2 separate regions of the Homo sapiens genome follow, and region 2 is linked to region 1. A link is a loop called in an ENCODE intact Hi-C map of the cell type or tissue named here. Cell type or tissue: CD14-positive monocyte. All regions are shown on one strand. Each heading gives the region's core, and the rest is flanking DNA. Links, peaks and the distances in the headings are about the cores only. Region 1 overlaps FMNL2 (formin like 2). Region 2 overlaps FMNL2 (formin like 2).

Region 1 (2,915 bases), core at 235-2,734:
GAAAAAGGGATAGACAAACCTTGATCTCAAAGTAAGAAAGAGTCTTTCTGTACAATATTCTGCCAGTGATATAAATGAGCCTTTAAATAAAAAGGAAAGCAATTCAAACAACATTTTAATGGAAATCTATTACGCCTCTCCCTGAGTAGTCTTTAGACAACAGTAGGCCCATCTATTCAAGGGCAGCCCAGCCAGTCTAGGAAGCAAGGCCTTCAGGTTGAGAGTAACCACCTCTGTGATTCCGTCTCCTAATAAACTGAGGGTACAGTCTGTGCAATCCCTTGGGTTTATCTCTAACAAAGATGGGCAACTGAATTCCTGAGATGCCCAAAGGAAGTACTTCTATATTCTTCACAGCTGGAAACAGGCTTGAAATTCAGGTCACCGGCTGGGTGCATTACTTGAGGCAGGAGTATGAGACTAGCCTAGCCAACATGGTGAAACCCAGTCTCTACTAAAAATACAAAAATTAGCCAGGCATAGTGCCTGTAATCCCAGCTATTCAGGAGGCTGAGGCATGAGAATCGCTTGAACCCAGGAAGCAGAGGTTGCAGTGAGCCAAGATTGCACCACTGCACTCCAGCCTGGTTGACAAAGTGAAACCCTGTCTCAAAAAAAAGGAAGGAAATTGAGGTCAACAATTCTTGCTCTATCACTAGACCATTCCTATACAAAAGGGAAAACAAAACTGCCTGGATCCTCAGGTCCACTTCTTTTCCGTTTTAGACACAGGGTCTCGCTCTGCCACCCAAGCTGGAGTGCAGTGGTGCAATCACAGCTTGTTGCAGCCTAGAAATCCTGGACTCCAATGATCCCCCCACTTCAGCTTCCCAAGCAGCTGGGGCCACGGGCACATACCACCACACCTGGCTAATTTTTTGGTGTTTTGTATAGATGGGGTCTCACTATGTTGCCTAGCCTGGTCTTGAACTCCTAGGCTCAAGTGATCCTCCACCTCAGCCTCCCAAAGTGCTGGAATTACAGGTGTGAGCCATCAGCCTTTTCAAGACCATTTCTGATTTTCACAAGTTTCTGTTTCTTAACTGAAGAACTTCAGGGAACTGGCTAAACTCTTCTGCAAGGGAGTGAGAAAAAGGGAAACTTTAAACCTCCTTCTCCTAAGAACTAAAAGTGGAACTTCTAAAGCCACAAACACTTGAAGCAGAATTTAGCAGCTTCAGGAGGAAGTCTCTGGTGTCCATTTCCTCATTATTTTTTTTTTATGCTCTAAGCACTGACTCATCACTCTACAGTCTTGGCTTGACTTTCTCTGCCCAGATGGGGTCCCCGGAGTAACCAAGAACACAAATTGCCCAATAGCCCAGATGAAGGATGCAATGAGACTTGACCCAGATGAAGCTCAAAAGGAGAGGAAAGCTGCAGCAAGGCTGCAAGAGGTTATCTGACTCCCGTACTAAAAGGCTGCTAGCAGAAGATGACCTGAGATCCCAGGAGCCCTGCAAGAATCCAGCATCTCTGGCAGAGTACATCACTCAGCTCAGTTCCCTTTAACTAGCACTACAGTAGTTGACTGCATAGAGCTTTAGGCATTCTTTAGCTGCTATGGAAGCGTACCTTTGAGGGCAGGCAATAATAAGTCAATTCTTATATTGGAGCCAAAGGTCACAGCTATACTCACGTCCAAGTATTCGTCCAGGCCTAATTTGGTAAATTCATACTGCAGGTGAACTCTGAAATTCATATCTTCTACTGAATGGACTACAATATTAATAAACTGCATAGAAGCCACCTGAAATGAAATTGTCAAGGGGTTAGATGGGCTCCAAACTTTTTTCTCAGTTTAACTGCAGACATGTGCTTTCAATTTCATAAAAAAGGCTCACTTACCGATTTCCTTTTCCTTCATTTCATTGGTTCTTTAAAAATATATATATGGTTTTTTTTGGAAATGGAGTCTTGCTCTGTCGCCCAGACTGGAGTGCAGTGGCATGATCTCGGCTCACTGCAACCTCCGCCTCCTGGGTTCAGGCGATTCTCCTGCCTCGGCCTCCCGAGTAGCTGGGATTACAGGCAGGTGCCACCACGCCCAGCTAATTTTTGTATTTTTAGTAGAGATGGGGTTTCACCATGCTGGCCAGGCTGGTCTCAAACACCTGACCTCGTGATCCGCCGGCCTGGGCCTCCCAAAGTGCTGGGATTACAGGCATGACCCACTGCGCCCGGCCTCTTTAAAAATATTTTATACTTATTTTTAAATTCAAAAGTCACAGAGGTACCACAATAAGACACCACTTCGCACCCACTCAGATGGCTATAATAAAAAAGAAATACAGTAACAAAAGTTGGGAAGGATATGGAGAAATTAAAACCCTCATCCATTGCTGGTGGTAATGTAAAAAAGGGTGGCCACTTTAAAAAGTGTGACTTTTACTCAAAATGATAAACACAGCATTATCATATGACCCAGCGATTCCGCTTCTAGATATACAGTTAAGAGAAATGAAAATATACGTCCACATAAAAATCTTTACACAGATGTTCAGAGTAACATCATTAATAACAACCAAAAAGTAGAAAGAAGCCAATGTCCATTAATCGATAAACAAAATGTGGTATATCCAAACAATGGAATATTATGAAACCATAAAAACCAATAAATTACCAACACATGTTACAACGTGATCTTGAAAACATGTTAAATGATAAAAACCCGTTATAGAAGACCACATGTTGTGTGATTCCATTCATACAAAACATCCTGAACAGGCTAAACTATTGAGATAGAAAGCAGGTTAGTGGTTGCCTAGGGCTGAGGGTGGGATAAATGGGAGGGACTGCCAATGGGTACAGGACTTTTTTCTGGGGGGGTGACGCTGTGTCCTAAATTGTGGTAAGGATTGTACAGCCCTGTGAATAGGCTAAATAGGCACTGGATTATAAATAAATTGGATGAA
Region 2 (2,915 bases), core at 157-2,656, 180 kb after region 1:
ACAGGGCAGGACAAAGATTTTCTCCAGACTACATCAGACTGATTTTCCCCCACTGCTGTCTGCAGAGCCTTTTCTTTAGAAGGTTGGGGCCAATTATGGGGGAAGAACTAGAAGAAATCAGTAATAAGAAGAAAAGGAAATGTTGGCCTGCTTTATCCCTCAGCCTCTGATCACAGCTCATATTAGTAAATAGTCACAGCCAACCTAAGGTGGTGACAAGTTTTCCCCAAGGACCTCCAGGCCATTATTCTCACCCCATTTACTTTGTCCAGCTGTTCCTCTGTCATCTCTCACCCAAGCACTGTGTCCAGGGGCATGCAACTTTACATTCAGACCAACCCTGATGTCCACGGTAGACTACATTAAGAGTTGACTCACTAGGCAACAGAAAAGACTTCCCATTCTCAAGCTCACCCAGAGTCCAGTGGTGGGAAGAGAAGAGAAGTTGGGTTGATTTTCTATCCTCCAGAATAATGCCAACTTCCTTTGTCCACTTTTAAGTCTTCTGCTCTACAAACACATGGTAACCTAGATGACTTCTCCCCTAAAATGAGCTGCCACAAACAAGAGCACATCATTTCTGTAAGACAACCTACACTCTTGCATACTGTTATTTTGCAATAGTTGAAACGCAGTGAATTGTAAGTGCTAATAAAATTATTCTCATATTCTTTTTCTGATCCTCTGCTTGATGGCACACAGCAATTTCCCTTTCCTTCATTAGTTAGTTCCAGGGCCTCCTGTCCTTGAATAAAGATTTAAGAATGTGCTCTTGTGATATAAAATTAAGTGGCCTACCATTTATTCAGCGCCTATTAGGTCCTGGATCAGTTCTGGGAAATGACAGATAGATAAATACCTCCTCATTTAATGCTAACAGCTCCATGAGGTAAGCGCTGCTAGTATAGAGCAGAGGCAGAACTCAAGCCCGGGTCTGCCTGACTCCAAAGTCCATGTCAATGCCTGCCATGCAACCTGAAAACTTCTTTTGAAGCCAGCTCTCAGGAAATGAATCCTGGAGCTTCTCCTGTATTATCCTACGCTGCAAAGCCAGCTCTCAGGAGATGGATCCTGGAGCTTCTCCTGTATTATCCTACACTGCAGGACTATCAGGGAGTACCTCCAATGTTGTCTTACTCATCTTTAAAATTTGTTAGAGTCCCAAGAAAGGCTACAGTTTAATTAACGGCCCCCTATGCCAATTCAACCTCAGAAGGAACATCCAAAGACTTGAGTTTATTTATAACAACTGACAGAAGGTCTACTTGCAATGGCAGGGAAGTCTATCCTCAGAATAAATTTGCCTTTCTCCAGGCTAAAGGTCACACAAGGTACAAATTTAGAGCTTTGGACGGCCATCTGCTGATGCATCTGGAAACAAAGGGAGGAGACAGGAAAGGAACGGGAGGCAGCCAAATCCCCTCAGATGTCTCACTAGGGTGTGTGTGTGCATGCATGTGTGTTTCCTGGTGCATCTTTAGAACAATACTGTAAATTAGGATGGGTGTATCAGACCTTAAGAAAACTGGCATGATTCTTTCACAATGCTTCCGCTCTGCTTTGAATTATTGCAAAATCAGAGAATGATTGAATCATGATGTCAAGCTTTCACATGCTCAATCCACACAGGCAATGCCAGAATGGGAGCAAAGTGGAAATGAAGACAGAATCATCTGAGACTGTTAAAAAAAAAAAGAAATGCAACCAACCACCAGTCCCCTATTTATGAGGAGAAAACACATATTCAGCCTGTGGGCCCATTTTTCTTTTACATAGATATTAGCCAAATACTGAAAACAATCACATAAACCACATTTCATAAAATTGTATGTGTATATACACATACACACAGATAACAGAGAGAGGAATAAAATATTTTCTCAAAAATCTTCAGAATCCTTCTCAAGATTTAAATTTTCAAATCTTTTTTTTTTTTTTTTTTTTAAAGATAGGGTTTCACTCTGTTGCCCAGACCAGGAGTGCAGTGGTGTGATCACAGCTCACTGCAGCCTTGACCTCTCTGGCTCAAGCAATTGTCCCAGCTCAGCCTCCCAAGAAGCTGGGACTACACGCATGTGCCACCATGTCTGTCTATTTTTTATTTTTTGTAGAGATGAGGTCTCCCTATGTTGCCCGGGCTGGTCTCCAACTCCTGGACTCAAGCAATCTTCCTGCCTCAGCCTCCCAAAGTGCTGGGATTACAGGCATGAGCCTCACACTGGGCTCAGATTTCATCTTTAAAACAGACACGCGGCACATTAATTTCTTCTATTTGGTCAAGGTACTCCAAGTTTTATGTAACAACACAAATTAGGGCACTTTAACATAAAAATGATATATTTGATGTTTTAGTGACTGCAATACAAAATCACAATGGTTTCAAAAACATGTTGCTATTTTTTCAGCAGCTAGAATGAAATGTGTTTCATCTCATAATGTGATCCATAAAGAAGTTAATCTTTTTCCATTTGCTGAAAAGCTGAGCCTTTTGGATTAACCATGTACATGCAACCAGTTGGTAAACAAAACACATTTTAAACTTTTGGTTACTAAGACATTGATAAATAATCCCAGATTAACTCAATTTCTCTGAAGTCTAATTTTCAAAGTTTTCACACCATTATCATAATTGAGCCTTATAATAAGCCTATGAGGGTAGGGATTATTTTCTCCATTTTTGGAGGAAGCAACAGAGAATTAATATTCAAGGAAGATGATTTAAAGCAGTGTTTCCTAAAGATAGTCTCTTTTTTCCTTTGTGTGAGAAAGAAAGTAACAATTGGCCTTAAAAAGAACCATTATTCTCAAGATCCCTGCAGAAAACAGCGAACAAAAAGTCAGCTGAGCATTTGGCCCCAAAAGTCATTCTGCCCCTTGTAAAGCAAAACACAATCATTCAAAACAGATGCAAGGCA

The links. Peaks named below come from ENCODE experiments on the same cell type or tissue, not always from the same donor. Only the 100,000 strongest peaks of a DNase experiment are listed, where the experiment ranks them.
Region 2: it touches region 1 in a loop (3-fold over the local background); 5 of 110 quality-filtered maps call a loop at or near these places.

What each region holds. Positions count from the first base shown.
Region 1 is chr2:152,610,330-152,613,244 of GRCh38, reverse strand. It overlaps FMNL2 (formin like 2), which reads right to left. Exons shown (of 26, transcript NM_052905.4): 11 at 1,640-1,750. Among named protein-coding and RNA genes, the nearest start is that of PRPF40A, 110 kb to the left of the region's middle. RefSeq lists an enhancer at 864-943. In CD14-positive monocyte, for the core only: no CTCF peak of the experiment used is centred there; DNase peaks (open chromatin) are centred at 644 and 1,214; H3K4me3 peaks cover 1,568 bases; H3K27ac peaks cover 1,627 bases.
Region 2 is chr2:152,430,995-152,433,909 of GRCh38, reverse strand. The region is part of intron 1 of FMNL2 (formin like 2); the gene reads right to left. Among named protein-coding and RNA genes, the nearest start is that of FMNL2, 97 kb to the right of the region's middle. In CD14-positive monocyte, for the core only: no CTCF peak of the experiment used is centred there; DNase peaks (open chromatin) are centred at 389 and 1,569; H3K4me3 peaks cover 816 bases; H3K27ac peaks cover 2,263 bases.